Linked DNA regions of Mus musculus: region 2 is linked to region 1. The links are chromatin contacts, found by Hi-C in ENCODE. All regions are on one chromosome and are shown on one strand. Each heading gives the region's core, a stretch centred on a gene start or an enhancer-like site at or near the end of the contact. The rest is flanking DNA. Distances are from core to core; before and after follow the strand shown.

Region 1 (7,585 bases), core at 1,229-3,728:
CTAGGTACCAGCCTGTTAGTTTACCTTAGTTCAAACTTAGGTCAGGTTCTCTAAAATGGAGTCTGATCTTCAAAGATCTGGCCTCTCATCAATGTACACACCAGAGGGTCTGGGAGGTAACGGCACATGGACACCCATGCCTGCCTTTCCCCATCTCCCTGATCACCAGACTTCAGGGAACTCCTGGGAAGTTGCTCTGTGCCCTTTGCAGGTTGACCCAGGTGGCTGGAAGGCCTTGGGCCTTGGTGCTCAGCCAGAAGCTGTGAAGGACAGGAGGCCAATTCCCTGCCCCACTGCCTTGAGCGGCTGGCTGGCCTAGCACCCATGATCAGAGTCAAATTAGGACTCTGTGTTGCGGGTTCCGTCACCAGAAGGTCCTGGGCCTCTGAGATGCTGTGTGTCTGTACCAGCCCTGTGCCTGGGGCTCCCGCCCTTCATTCACACTGTGATACCAGCCTCTTTTCTGCCCAGCCCTAGGAATCTGTGATCTCCAACTATAAGCTGCTAGGGGTCACTTCCTGGCTCTCACTTTTCTCTTAGTCCTCAAGCAGCTCATTCTAACCCCCACTGTAGAAACAGGGAAACTAGGCTTGAAAAAGCTCAGGCCTTGGCTAGGTCACCCAAAGAAAGGTGGACCCAGCAAACTTGGCCACCTCCCTGGGAGGATCAAGGGAGCCCTCCTCCCCGAGAAAAGCCAGGCAGAACTGTCTTGGATCAGTCGCTGGGGCTGGGGACGAACTGAGAGGTGATCTGGACCCTGCTGATGCCTGCGGGGTCTGGCAGCTGAGTTTCCAGGGCTGGGCGCGATGATACATTGTCCGCCTCCCCTCACCCCAAACCCCCATCCCGCCTCCCAGTAGCTGTATCAGTGGACCAGCCTGCGGTCACACCTACACTCTAGTTGACTTGGAGCAGGGTCGCGGTCTAGAGCCCGAGGGGGGGGGGGAATTAGCCAGAGACACCTGTACAGTCCTCTCTCTAACTGCAAAACTAGCTGTACAGTCCTCTCTAACTGCAAAACTAGTTTGCCAGGAGCCAGGGAAGCACGGGACACGCGCGCCCTCAGGCGGCAGGAAGAAGAGTTGAGGATTCTAAAAAATTAACTTTGTTGTCGTCGACTTGTGAGTTCCTTGGGGTGCCCTGGAACTGGCCTTAAGCAACTCATCCTCCATGGGGGAACCTGGGGTCCATCGGACAGCCCAGAGCACAGGAACACTGCTGAGGGTTGAGAAGGAGAAAACATTTAGGGGGTGGGGGGGTGGGGTGGGGATCTGTCCTAGGTAAAAGCCAGGCTAGCTTTCAGGGTGGCTCTGGCTGCCAGATCTTCTGGGGAGATGAACCAGGTTGTGAAGAGTTCAATGGACTTTATTCCCAGGTCATCTCAAAACAAGCTTGCGAAAGTAACTTTTATTCGCTTGATGTCCTTGTTGTCTCGGAGGCTTACTGCTGACTACGATCTCCTTTTCTAGCTCTTTCTGAACTCTTACTGGCTGATTCAATTCAGCTGTTCTGGCTCAAACGTCTCTTCAAGTCGCCTGATTCAATCTAGTTTGTCTCAGCTTCACATCTAGTGCACTGCTTGGCCTGCAGCCACTCACTCACTGTTCTAGATTGCTTTCTGTTGCTGTGATAAAAACACTTATCAAAGGCAGCGTGGGGAGGAAGGTGTTCTTTACATCTTACAGGTTGGATCTCATCGTCAGGGAAGGAGCAGGAACCTGGAGGCATCCCCTGATGAGAAACCGCATCGGAAAGATGCTTATTGGCTCTGCTCCCTGGCATGCTCTGCTACTTCAGCCACTGTGGGGCACCGGACTCCGCTTTGGGCTCACCTTCTCCCCACAAATCCCATCTCACTGTGGATCCCTAGCAGAGACGTCCCGGCATCCAGGATGCTCTCTACCCTAGAAGGGAAGAAGGCAGAAGGCCTCTACCCTGGCTGTGCCTGGGCCCAACTTTCTTTTGTGGCTCCAACTATAGCCCACTTTGGTTTTGTATTGTATTTTACAGGTGTCATTTGGGTGAAGAGCTGGAATTACCCTTCGTCCTTGCTTTCCTTAAGCAATACTGCACTGGGTGCACAGGGGCTGTTGGACACGGAGCCGACTGTGCAGGAAGACGGAGGCCGTTCGGTCCATCTGGTACCCATTTAAGTGGAATTGCAAAGTCCCCAACTCCAGGACCTGTTTTAAGGACGAAACGCCAAGCTGCACACATAGAGACCCGCATGAGTAAAACCGACGTGAACCTTTCTCCCTATTCTACCCCAGACGCGCGCGATAGAAACATGGCGTAACGTGCACCCGAGGCTTCAATAGTTTTACTTCCCTGGCTCTTGGCTGCAGCCACATCGCCACACGTCTAACGCGCTAGCGGGAGCGCGCGACGTAAGCACCGCAACTGCGCACGCGCTACGGGAGGCACTTCCGGGGACCGGCCGAACGCCGATCTACGCAGCCGCGGCTCTATTTCCGGCTGTCTGGGAGCACTTCCGGGAGGCTCTTCCACTAGTGAGGCGGCGTTGCTAACAGGCGGAAACCTCCAGGGAAGATGGGGAAAGTGAGGGCGCTGCGGGCTCGTGTGCACCGGGCGGCCGTGAGACCCGACGGGGATTCTGCACCGGGCCCTGTGCCCCGCGCCGTGGAGCCGGCGCTCCCACAATCCCCGGCGGGCGGAGCGGGGGCGAAGGTGAGGTGTGGGGCGCCGGTCGGGCCAGGTCTCTGCCGAGCCGGATCTCCAAAGATCAGGAGCCCTGGATGGTTGGGTGTCGCCTCTTCTGTGTGTGTTCCTGCCACTCTGGTTAGGGTCCTGACCCGGCCCACCTTTAGCCGTCATGCCTTCTCGGTTGGGGTGTGAGGCTCCAGAAGCGCTTCCATCTCTGGGGGAAAATATCCCACTACGCTCTGGAAATGTCGCAGGGCGCTGTCTGTCTGCCTCTGTCTATCTCTGTGTCTCAGTCTCTGGTGTGTGTTTGAGACAGGGTCTCTCTATGTAGCCCTGACTATTCTGGAACTCACGCTGTAGACCAGGCTGGCCTCGAACTCATAAGAGATTGACCTGCCCCTGCCTCCCACATGCTGGGGTTAAAGGCATGGCATGCACTTGTGTCCCTGGCGCTTGCTTGTTGCTTTGGCCTTTGGGATCTTATTTATTTTTATTTTACCTCATCTCATTCTTTCTTTATTCTTTTGAGACAAGGTTTCACCCTAGCCCCCCCCCCCAGCTTGTCACTCTCGTGCCCAGGCTGTAGCCCACTGTGCCCAGCTTTTATTTGTTGTTGTAGCCAAACTGAGAGCTTCTGTTTTCTCCCACACCCACACCCACGGGAGGTGCTGTGCAGTCATTGATTCGTGCAGCCATTGATTCTTATTTTTCCCATTTTTCTTTTAATTTGGTAACTTGGCTCAAATTTAAGCCTTGTGTTGACAGAGATTGTTTTTATGCCCCTTTGGTCAGCCGCGTCTTTGCCTCACTGGAAGGTTATGTGGTTGGTGTTCCTATTTTTGTTCCTCAGAGATGCCCAAGGACCAGTACTTAGAGGATTCCCTCTGCTCACTCCTGGGAGGGCCCATGCATACAGTTGTAAGCAGCAGTCATGCCTTATCTCACAGCTACTCTTGGATCTGCATGTGTTTGCAGGGAGGCTGTGCTCAGGCCCTGTGCTAGTGTGGCTCTACTCCCCAAGACTCTCTGATTGTCCCAAGTCTGATGGGGGCAGGAAGGAACAGGCCTGATCTGGGAACAAGGACGTAGATACTCTTCCGGGGCCTCCCTGGCTGAGAAGTAGAGGATTTTTGCCTTAGCATCTTCTCGATGTGTGACTCTCAAACCAAAAGTCAACTTGATGTCCTCTCTCTTCTCCTGTTGGGATTGCAGGACTGGACATTCGTTCACAATGACATCTTTGCCAGGACACAGATAGACCCTAGTGCGTTGGTGCAGAGGCTGGAGCTGGACCAGAGGAGTGTGGTGTCCCTAAAGAGAGGTGAGTTCCTGCCTTTGGAGAGTCGAGAGGGCAGCCTGACTGTTGCCTGTGGACTAGCCCGTGCTTTAAAAGATGACACTAGGCATGACATGTGTTGCATAGCTTAAATCCCGGCACTTGAGAGGCTGAGGCAGGCCAGTCTCTACATTCAAGGCCAGCCTGGACTACACATCTAGTTCCAGGAAGAAACAAGGCTGTGTGGAAAGACCCTGTCTCAAAGCAAGACTAAAGGAGATGTTACTTTTACAGGAAAAATAAAAAAAGAACAAAACCGTAAAGTATACCAAAGTAGAAAGACTGGCGCTGAGGAGTGCCACAGGCCAGTGCCTACCCTTGGTACCACACAAGGAGTCCTTTTGAAGCAGGTATCAGGCTGCCCGGCATTCCATTCATAAATTCTGAGCGTGCTTACACTAGATAACTTACCTGCAACATTGATGCTGCGCCTGTGTTGTCAAGGCGGCAAAAAGCAGGCAGGCCTTGTGGCCGCCATCTAGTCAAGACAGTTTTTTTTCCCCCCTTCCCGCCCTGCCCCGTCAAGACAGTTCTAATTGCTGCTGAAGGTATTGTGACCAGACTCATTCTTTTTTTTTTTTTTTTTTTTCCCAAGTCAGGGTTTCTCTGTGTAGACCTGCCTGTCTTGGAACTTGCTCTGTAGACTAGGCTATCCTGCCTCTGCCTCCCAAGTGCTGGTTTTAAAGGCATGCACTGTCACACCTGGCTACCAGTGGCTCCCTCCCTCCCTCCCTCCCTCTCTCCCTTCCCCTCTCTCTCTCTCTCTCTCTCTCCCTCTCTCTCTCTCTCTCTCTTTCTTTCTTTCTTTCTTTTTTTTTTTTTTTTTGAGACTGGTTCTCTTTATGTAGTCCTGACTGTTCTGGAATTCACTTTGTAGACCAGGCTGGGCTTGAACTCACAGAGATCTGCCTGCTTCTGCTTCCCGAGTGCTGGGATTAAAGGTATGTACTACCACACCCAGCACTACCATTGCCACCTCCGAAGCTGCCACCGCCTCCTCCTCCTCCTCCTCCTCCTCCTCTTCTTCTTCCTTTTTAAGATTTATTTTATATGTGTGAGTACATTGTCATTGTCTTCAGACACACCAGAAGAGGGCATCAGACCCCATTACAGATGGTTGTGAGCCACCATGTGGTTTCTGGGAATTGAACTCAGCACCTCTGGAAGAGCAGTCAGTGCTCTTAACTGCTAAGCCATCTCTCCAGCCCACCATTGGCATTCTTAACTGTCAGTCTTGGTGTATATAAAATGGTGACAGACTCACCTCATAGAGACTGAGGTTACCTTATCCAGAAAGGTCCAGGCATTCAGCAAATTCTGGTTCCTTGCTCCTTATTCGTGAGGTGGGCTCAGCAAGATGACCAGGCCAGACATCTGCAGAGGGGTTTGCATATCCTTCTTTGGGACAGCAAGATGTTGGTAGGTTTCATCTCAGCTATGGGCCCTCTTACTGCCAACTGGACCTGAAGGACTTGGCCTTACCATGGCAGTGCCTCCCTCAACTCTGTCATGTCCTTTTCCCGTTAGAACCTCTGTCAGGCCCGGTTGTTTGGATGATCCTGGAGCCACCTGTCACCCTTTGACCTGCCCCAACTTGATAGCAACGCTTCCTCAAAAGGGTTAATGTAACAGTTATCTAGAGAGAGCTTGAAAACTGTACCTGATTGAATCCTTCAGAAAATGTTTTAAAAATTTGTATACCCATATATATGCATAAAACCTTAAATAAGGGACAAATCACATCTGATTCAGGGAACCTTTATAGAGCGGCCTTTGATCTCCTTAGTGGCATGTATTTCCCACGGCCTGCGTCTTTGAGAGGGTCTTAGGGACTGCAGTCTTAGTGTGTGGCAGAGATGGGTTTGGGGGACATGGGAATGGCTCCTTGGCTTGGACCATGTATAGCTCTGGCCAGAGCGTAGCCCTGGTTCTCCATGCCCGTGATACCTCATGTGTTTGGGCACAGGGTGTCGCAGGAGAAAGGTGATCCTGATGTAGGACTCGTCCAGTCTACAGCCAACTTTAGTCCCTTAGGGGTGGTCTTGAGACATCCAGGGACTCTTCCTGGTGTATGTATCACCTATCCCCTAATCAGCCCTCAACTTCTTGGTGGCCCTCTGACTGGCTGTCTCTCCAGTTGTTATTCTAACCTTGAGTCCCACATATCTGTCCTCAGTTAACTTTAAGCTAGACATAGGTGACTGTTAGACCTCACAGAATGTCCTGACGAAGTAGGATAGACCTGCCTCTTCTTCTGCCCACTAGCATAAAAGATCAGCTGCTTGTTGGACGTAACAATGCCTGCAAGATCCTTTGGGGAGAGCCCCATGTGTAGGGAGGGACTTGCGGTTGGAAAACCCGAGTCCTTTATCATACTCTGACTTGGCTGAGACGGTCAAAGCCTTCGTCTCCCAGGGTTCCGGGTCCGCATCTCAGACCACTCTCTCAGACCCCTCTCCGCATGATTCTTCTGGCTGCCTGGTACCTTCTGTGTTCTTGGTACTGGCTACTTCTGTTCGTGGTCAGCTTAGTCTCTGAGCCAGGCAGGTGGAGGGACACCTGACTTGTGTCAGAGTGGTCACAAAGGGAGCTGAGTCCTTGATTCAGTCTCTCGCTGCATCGGGCATGACTTGGTGCTCAAACCTGACCGGGGCAATGCAGAAGAAAGGACAGACACACGGACAAGAAAGCCTCTGGCAGGCTGTGTTCTCTCTGATGGAGGACACGTAGGCAGTCTGGGAACTCAGGGTGTCGTAGGGTTTCTACTGATGTGACGAAACACCATGACCTACCCATGGTTTGCTCAGCCTGCTTTCTTATAGATCTTAGGACCACCTGCCCAGGGATGGCACCACCCACAGTGGGCTGGGCCCTCCCACATTGATCACTGTTTAAGAAAGTCCTGTACAGCATTGCCTACAGCCTTGTCTTATGGAAGCATATTCTCATTGGAGGCTCCTCTGATGAGTCTAGCTTGTGTCAAGCACCAAATAGCCAGACCAAGGGCTCTCTGTAGGGCAGCAGTCTCACGCTGCAGTCATCTGCAAGGCTGAAGGTGTAGTTGGTGGTTTCTGTACTCACTGATCAGTGGTAAGCACTGTACTTGGACCAGAAGCCTTTGCTGTTTCTGTGGGTCTGAGGCCTTGGGGTCCCCGATGCCCACCATGTGGACAATACACATTTACTGAGGACTTCGTACACAGCTCCATAGTCATCTCAGTGACCTGCTGGTTTCAGGGGCGCACGCACTGCCTGTGGGTGCTTTATGTATGGGTCACTGCAGTGCCTCTTGCCCCTGTCTCAGAAACAACTCGACACTTAGCCCAGGAACTGAGGTAGCTCTAAGTGCAATGAATGGTCCTGAAGAGACTAGACATCGCCATGACCGTCTTATGTACACACGGGCTGCCATACCATGTACAGGCTTGTAGCCCCAGGAGGTGGCATGGCCAGTGTCCCTGTGAGTGCTTTGCTGGTGGCAGCTCTCATCTTTCTGTTGGTACCTTGGGGACCAGCCCCCTTCCTGCTTCCCTGAGCTTATCTTCCTGTGGCAGACAAGATCTCTGCCTGGGAGGTGCTGGGCTC
Region 2 (7,495 bases), core at 16-2,515, 650 kb before region 1:
TTATGTGCCCAGGGACAGCCAGGCCCCTGGCCGCCCAGACAAGGACCCGCTTGTTTTGGTGCCATCTTGGGATCCCCATCTGCAGTACAAATACAGTTTTATGAAGCTTTACTGGTTTTGTCTGTGTGTGGTATGAATGTGGAACTGAGGGCCCAGGGAAGGGCAGGCAAGTAGTGCTGAACCATGCTTCAGCCATCACCATACATCTCATACATCTCATCCAGTTTAATTCTCATACCAGAAACTGGGCTCAGTTTGGAGTATTTTACAAGTCTGCTCCGTGGTAACCATGCCCACTCCACCCCTGTGGACAGCCAGATGCAAATTGCCTGACACTGCTCCACCCCTCCCCCCAACTACTGTCCCCTGAAACTGAATAATCCCTGACTCGCTGTAATGGTGTTGGGCCACCAAACCCACTTCTGTATGCTCCCTGGCTTCTGCATATACTGTGCATCCCAGGCCTAAATGTCTCCTAAATGTGAAAGGGTTCCCATCTTAAGATGGGAACACCCAGCAGCTAATTATCCCTAGGAGTTGAGAGAAGCCAGGTCACCTTTGACAGCCTTCACTGTGGCTAGGGAGAGGCAGTGAAACTCTGGGAGTTATCTGGTCATTACCCCGATGGACACCGGACTGTATGCAACTATAGCAATCACATTGATTCAAAATAGGAAATGGAAGGTACGATGCTCAGCTCAGCTCTTCACTGAATCGTGACTGGCAGAACTGTGGCCTGTGAGGAAGCTGCAGAGGTACCCAGAACACAATGGCAGGAGCAATTTACGATTGCACCGTGAGGGCGCGGGGCTTGCTCTGACCCCGTTATTTAAAATCAGTTTTTAGTCATTGCATAGACTGGAATTGCAATAGGTAGTCAAGGTGGCCTACACCAAGATGAGCGCCCTTCAAACATTAACTAGGCAGACCGGGCCGCTCAACAAGGTCGATCGCAGGAAGGTCCTAACCTGGCATACTTGCTTGCTTGCCCTCTCAAAACCGAGAAGAGGCGTGTCCCAGCTCGGTCGGTCATTGAGCTGGAGAAGTCCAGCCAACCGGTCTCTTAGGTGAGGGGGGGCGTGTCCTGAGATCTGTGGCCCCTCCCTCCCGCTAGTCCTCCAGGGAAAAAGGTGCTGGGTTTCCCGTACGCCGTCGGTCACTGCGCAGGCGCGGCCCCACCCACTGGCCCTCTCCAGAAAGGGGTTGTTACGCGCTCCTCCATTGGCCAGGCGCGACCCCGCCCCACGGCGCACGTTCTCCTGACACCACTGTGGCTGGCTGCCCTTCGTGATGGCTGCCGTCAGGGTTTTGGTGGCGCCAAGGCTGGCTTCTGCGCTCCTACCGCTCTCCAGATACCACCGGGCTCCCTCCCAGCGCGCAGCCCTTCACAGCTCCGCACCGCGGCCCGGGGCCAGGGTGGCGTTGGTGAGTGCAGAGCCAGACTCCCAGGCCGAGTGCCTTCCCTTGCTAGGTCCCCGCAGCCTGGGGTCGACCAGCTGTCCGCCCAAGGTCGGCTCTTGGTGGGGTTCAGCCTCCCCTCCCTCGGTAATTGCGTGTTGGGCCCTCGCCCTCGTCAGTGCCTCTCTTCCTGCAGGTGCTGTCGGGCTGTGGAGTCTATGACGGAACCGAGATCCATGAGGCCTCAGCGTAAGTCCTCAGAGTTTGTAAACACTCTCTTGGTTTAAAAGGCAGAAATGGCCAGAGGGTGACCAAGCGCAGTGGGTTCACATCGTGATAAGTCCAAAGCCAAAGTTAGCACAGCCAAGACACAAAAGATGCCACCCGGACCCTGGGTGAAGGCAGAATGCCTGGCAGCAAGCTGGGGTCTTGAACATACCCAAAATGCAACACCTGCGGAGTCAACAACCCTCGCTGCTCATCAGTCAGTAAAAGGATGCCTTGCCTACTTATTCTGGTTCTACCCTTACCTTGCAGAAGTCTGTAAGCGGCAGGAGCCGTGCCTTCGTAAAAGCAACTAGGTGTCCTATAAACTAGGAATTCCCCAGCACTTGGTGCCAGTCCATCTGTAAAATCGTCATGCTGTGAGGCCGGAGGACACATTTGGAAGTGATGTCTTTGTGGATTTTCTTCATATAGGATCCTGGTGCACCTGAGCCGAGGCGGGGCTGAGGTCCAGATCTTTGCTCCCGATGTCCCTCAGATGCACGTGATTGACCACACCAAGGGGGAGCCTTCTGAGAGGGAAAGCAGGTATGGGTAGGGAAAGGACCTTACAAGAGCCCTGTTCCCATGAGCAGCTCCTGTACTGTAGCCTTCCTGATTATGTGATCAAGTGTCTGTCCCTCAAAGCAACTGTCATCCGGCTGTTCTGGAAATACATGGCCATGGGCCAAATGTTTCTGACCTCCCCGTGACCGTTACAGGGGTAGCAGTAGCCTTTGGGTGTGAGGTGGTCATGCTCTGCTCTGGCTAGTCCCTGTGTGGTACTGTGTTCCCTTTATCTTGTTGCTTTGTTTTTGGCAGGGAGGGGTTGTTTGTTTTGTTTTGTTTTCCCAAAGTTTCTCTATGTAGAGAGACTGTCCTGGAACACACTCTGTAGACCAGGCTGGCTTTGAACTCTGATCCTCCTGCCTCTGCCTACTGAGTGCTGGGATAAGAGGCATACTCCACCACTGCCTCGGGTTTTTGTTTTTGTTGTTTGTTTGAGACAGAGTCTGTTTGGCCCTCACAGGCCTGGAACTCACTATATACAGACCAGGGTGGCCTTGGATTCCTAGAGATTCTCTTGTCTTTGCCTCCAAAGTGTTGGTGGGATCAAAAGCAGTTGACTCTATGCCCAGCACAACTACATTTTTTTATTTTAAAGATTTATTTATTTGTTATATATAAGTATGCTGTAGCTATCTTTAGACACACCAGAAGAGGGCATCAGACCCCATTATAGATTGTTGTGAGCCACCATGTGGTTGCTGGGATTTGAACTCAGGACCTTTGGAAGAGCAGCCAGTGCTCTTAACCACTGAGCCATCTCTCCAGCCCACAACATTTCTTATCTGAGGCTTGGTTGCAGGGTAGGGGCTGAGACTGAAAAGGTAAGAGAGAGGAACTGCAATTTAACTACCAAGGCTGTCTTTAGGGAGTTCCTCTTCTGTCTAGAACCCTGGCCCCTGAATCTAACCCCTCCCTCCTGTTGTACAACTGTATATGAGGTTGCATCTCTATCTGATGTTCAGGTGGCTTTGGGCATCCTGAAAAATGGCTTCTTAGGCAGCCCCTCCCTGGTGTGGAGGCCTGGATTCTGCCTGCTGTGGATACTTGGTGGGCCTCCAGTTCCTGCTGACCCCAGCCTACAATGCCTGTTGTACTTATAGCTCACTAGAATCCACTGTCACTGCCTCCAGGTGTTGCCTGGGAGTGCTAACTAGAAGCATCTAGTCTCCATGCTCACTTGAGGCTGTGAGCCAGTACTAGGGCGAGCCCACCGCGCTGCCTGTGTACCAGCCATGCTTGCACGTTGATCCTTTGTGCCATCTGCTCTTTCCAGGAACGTTTTGGCAGAGTCAGCAAGGATTGCCCGAGGCAAGATTACCAGCCTGGCTCAGCTCAATGCTGCTAACCATGATGCTGCCATTTTCCCAGGAGGCTTTGGAGCTGCCAAAAACCTGTGCGTGTCCAAGAGTAAGGGTCTACACCACACATGTATCTGCTCTTTTACAAGGGGTGGGCTGGGGGCATTTCAGCGAGATCACCAGGGCGATCTTTGCTTCCTCCTCTGAGCCTTCCAGTGCCTGGAAGCTGTCAGGGTGGGCTGAGTGGCTTGACCTCCGTGCTGGGAGTCAGGTCCCCAACACGCTCTGCTGCTTGTCCTTGCAAGTGTCGGCTCTCACACAGAGCTGTTCTCCCTCTGTGCTGCTGTGAGGAGTGACAATGGCCCCCATAGGCTCAATCAAATGTTTGAAAGCTTGGTCCCTGTTTGGTGACACAGTTTTGGAAGGATTAGAAGGTATGACAGTGTTGGAGGAGATGTGTCACTGGGGGTGGGCCTTGAGGTTTCAAAAGTGAACTGTAGGTCCAGTGTGTGTGTGTGTGTGTGTGTGTGTGTATCTCCCCATCCCTTCTTCCCCTCCGCGTCCCTCCTTGCCGCCCTCCATCTTGTGGATCAGATGTAAGTTCTCTCAGCTTCTGCTCCAATGACATGCCGCTTGCCTGCCCGCTTCCATGCTTCACACCATGGACTAACCCCCTGAAACCATAAAAGTGCCTTCTTATTCAAGTCACGTTGATCACAGTGTCTCTGCTTCACAACTGCGTGGCATCAGGAAAGAGAAAGAAAGCCCTTTGTGCTTTGCTGTTTGAGCTGTTGCTGGGGGAAGTCGCAGATACATTCAAGGAGGTCCTTTCCACGGCTCTTGTTGGTTCTTTCTTGAGCATTCATGGTACCTCCTTCAGCAGGGCCCTGCCTGAGAGGTGCTCACCCAGCTGGTTGTCAGGGAGAGCCTTGAGCAGGCTCTGCAATATCCCCAAGGAATTTCACTGAGTGTCCTGCTCCCAGAAGAGAGGGACACAAGGCTTTATGCTCTGAAGTGTCACCAGTCCACCTTTCTTGATCTGAACTCTCTGACTAGTTTGCAGGGCCATCAAAATGTCTCTTCTCAGATTCTGCACACCTCCAGCCCCTTTGGGTAGCACCCACCCGCTCCCCATCCTGAAACCAGCGAAGCCGGTAGTGACAGCCCTGAGTCCTCTGTGGCCCATCCTTATAACAGCATGGCATGGGATCGCTGGATTCTGACTTCCATTGGGACCCCTGTTTCCTGGGCACCTAAGCTGTCCTCACCACTTCTGCTTGCCACTCCTGCCTGGTGAGAGCCACATCTGTCTGCACAGCTGCCTTGTTCACTTAGGAGTTGGGCTCAGGAGTGTGAGAGGTTCTTGTTGTTGAGTCTTTCTGGCATTTAAGGAGTCTGAGCCTCTGCACCCGTGTCTGAGCCCACTAACCCCTGTGGGGAAGCCACCATCTTCATTCTTTCTGACCTTTACAGAAGAATGTCAGGTCCTAGTTCACGGGCTGCTGAACCCACGAGACCATGGTGCTAGTTGGTGGTGGCCTCTGTCACTGAAAGGTAGCAGCGCATGTGGCAGCCGGTGGAAGAGCCTTGGTGTATACACACAGTGAAGGGTGACTGAGGTTTAGCAGGGATGAGGTAGTGGGTGGCTGGCTTATGAGCCTGGTGTCTGGCAGGTGATGGGTTTCACGTGTGTATGTGCCAGGTTTCCAGCTGGAAGCCGGTTGTTCCAGGCACTACGGCTGGCCTTGTGTATCTGCTAGAGAAGCCCTACGTATGTGCATCACCGCCAGCATCCTGTTGGTGCTTTGCCTGATGTATTGATCTGTGCTTTCCAGCTGACTTGAGAACTGTTCGGCAGTGGCGTAGACTCCACATGGCGAACAGGGCGCTACGAGTCATGCCACTTGCCAGTCTGGTGGCTCAGGTGACCTGTAGCCTTGCTTGTCACCTGTTTTTAACAGTGTCAGAGAGAAAGAGACAGGGAGAGATTGATTAAAGGGTGAAAGGATTTGGCGAGTCTGGCTGACAGAAGTCAGCACCTGATGGTGAACCTGGTCCTTCAGTGCCAGACCTCCAGGCCGTAGCACAAGAGGGCCCGGAAGCTGCGTTCTGACAGAAAGGCGCTGGGCTCTGCCAGGTTGCATTCTCTAAGGATAGGTAATGTCCCACCTCCTCAGCTGCCCTTGGCCTTCACCCTCCCAGGAAGAAAAGGGAGACTAGGCAGACACTCGGCGTGCTAGCGGCTGCTACTCTCTTCAGCTAACTGTGTTTCTTTTTCTAGAGCTCCCTCTTTGAGGTTTTGTTTTTGTTTTGATGTCCCTGGATTCTGAAGGCAGAGTGCAGTCACAAATCGGCCCCCCTCCTCTTGCCTTCCACCCTGCTGGCTGGCTGGCTGGCTGGCTGGCTGGTGAATTGGAAGCTAGAGAAGCCATTAGGCATTCAGTGTGATAGCAAGCTGTTCACCTGGCCTGTGGCCACACTGGGCAGCTCCTCAGGTATGCGGTGGGCCACTCAGATTGTGGGGACACTTGATGAGGGCAGCCTCTCCTCTCGCGGCAGGAGCACATTCGCCGTGGACGGAAAGGACTGCAAGGTTAACAAGGAGGTAGAGCGGGTCCTGAAGGAGTTCCACGGGGCCAAGAAGCCCATTGGGTAGGTGCCGCGCCGGGTTCAAAAGGAGGGCAGGAATCTGTGGGAGTCCCTGACAGACTCTGCTGGCTCTCAGTGTCATCACCAGCGCTGGAGCCCAGTAAGACCAGCAGCAGCCTGTGAGGACTGGTGGTTTGGGAACGTGTGTGGCGGCTGCAGTGGGGTGGGATTGGCCCCTGGGTCAGAGCTAGAACATCAGGCACAGCTGCCCACCTCCTGTGGGTCAGGGCAGCTCCCTTTTTTCTGTTGCTTTTGAGTCTTACTGTGTAGCTTTGACTGGCCTGGTACTTGCTATACAGACCAGGCCTTGAACTCAGAGATCCATCCACATCCTGAGTGCAGGGATTATCACCTGTGCCACCATGCCCAACCAGGGCAGCTCACTCCTAAGGGTCGTGGTACAGATCACAGGTCATGCAGGGCTGTTTCTTGCACTCTGAGGACTTGTACCTGGACACTGTAGAGCCGTGGTTCTCACCCTTCCTAATGCTACGACCTTTTAATACAGTTCTTCATGTTGTGGTGACCCCAGCCTTAAAATTATTTCACTGCTACCACATAACTGTAATTTTGCTGCTGTTAGGAATCGTTATGTAAATATTTGATATGCAGGATAGCTGATTTGCTACATTTGTGAAAGGGTTGTTCAACACACACCCCCAAGGACTCGTGACACAGATTGAGAACCGCTGCTCTGAACAGTGGACAGCAGGTGGCAGTGTAGAGTTTGGCTTCCCAGGCCCTTCATCTTCCCCTTAGCCATCTCTGCCCAGAACTACTCAAGTCCTGATGCCCAGTGCCATAAATCTGAAGCAAGACTCTCAAACCTCACCGTCTGGGGACTAGACCATTCTCAGTCCTCCCTCAGTGTGCTCCCTATGCTCACACACACAGTCCTCCTTCAGTGTGTGCTGTGCTCACACACTCAAGTCCTCCCTCTCAGTGTGCTCCCTGTGCTCACACACTCAAGTCCTCCCTCTCAGTGTGCTCCCTGTGCTCACACTGAGTCCTCCCTCTCAGTGTGTTCTCTATGCTCACACTCATTCCTCCCTCTCCATGTGTGCCCTGTGCTCATACACACAGTCCTCCCCTCCTCGGTGTGCACCCTGTGTTCACACACTCAGTCCTCCCCCTCAGTGTGCTCCCTGTGTTCACACACACAGTCCTCCCCCTCAGTGTGCACCCTGTGTTCACACACTCATTCCTCCCCCTCAGTGTGCTCCCTGCACTCACTCAGTCCTCCCTCTCAATGTGCGCTGTGCTCACACAACTCCTCTGACTTTTCAGCTTATGCTGCATCGCTCCTGTCCTCGCAG

The links. A loop is a pair of places that touch in the nucleus more often than their neighbours do.
Region 2: a loop to region 1 is called in a map of v-Abl transformed pro-B cells, with 3 times the contacts of the local background. The contact joins the promoter of Gatd3a here to the promoter of Fam207a in region 1. A Hi-C loop is called at or near these places in 3 of 37 maps with a recorded cell type or tissue (T-helper 2 cell and v-Abl transformed pro-B cells).

What each region holds. Positions count from the first base shown.
Region 1 is chr10:77,510,706-77,518,290 of GRCm38, reverse strand. Fam207a (family with sequence similarity 207, member A) reads left to right here and starts at 2,478. Exons shown (of 6, transcript NM_133998.3): 1 at 2,478-2,688; 2 at 3,877-3,985. The coding sequence starts at 2,551. It overlaps 2810425M01Rik (RIKEN cDNA 2810425M01 gene), which reads right to left and starts at 2,393. Exons shown (of 1, transcript NR_163865.1): 1 at 1,350-2,393.
Region 2 is chr10:78,163,525-78,171,019 of GRCm38, reverse strand. It overlaps Gatd3a (glutamine amidotransferase like class 1 domain containing 3A), which reads left to right and starts at 1,265. Exons shown (of 7, transcript NM_138601.3): 1 at 1,265-1,425; 2 at 1,595-1,647; 3 at 2,098-2,211; 4 at 3,506-3,625; 5 at 6,090-6,182; 6 at 7,467-7,495. The coding sequence starts at 1,291. It overlaps Pwp2 (PWP2 periodic tryptophan protein homolog (yeast)), which reads left to right. Exons shown (of 21, transcript NM_029546.2): 21 at 1-110.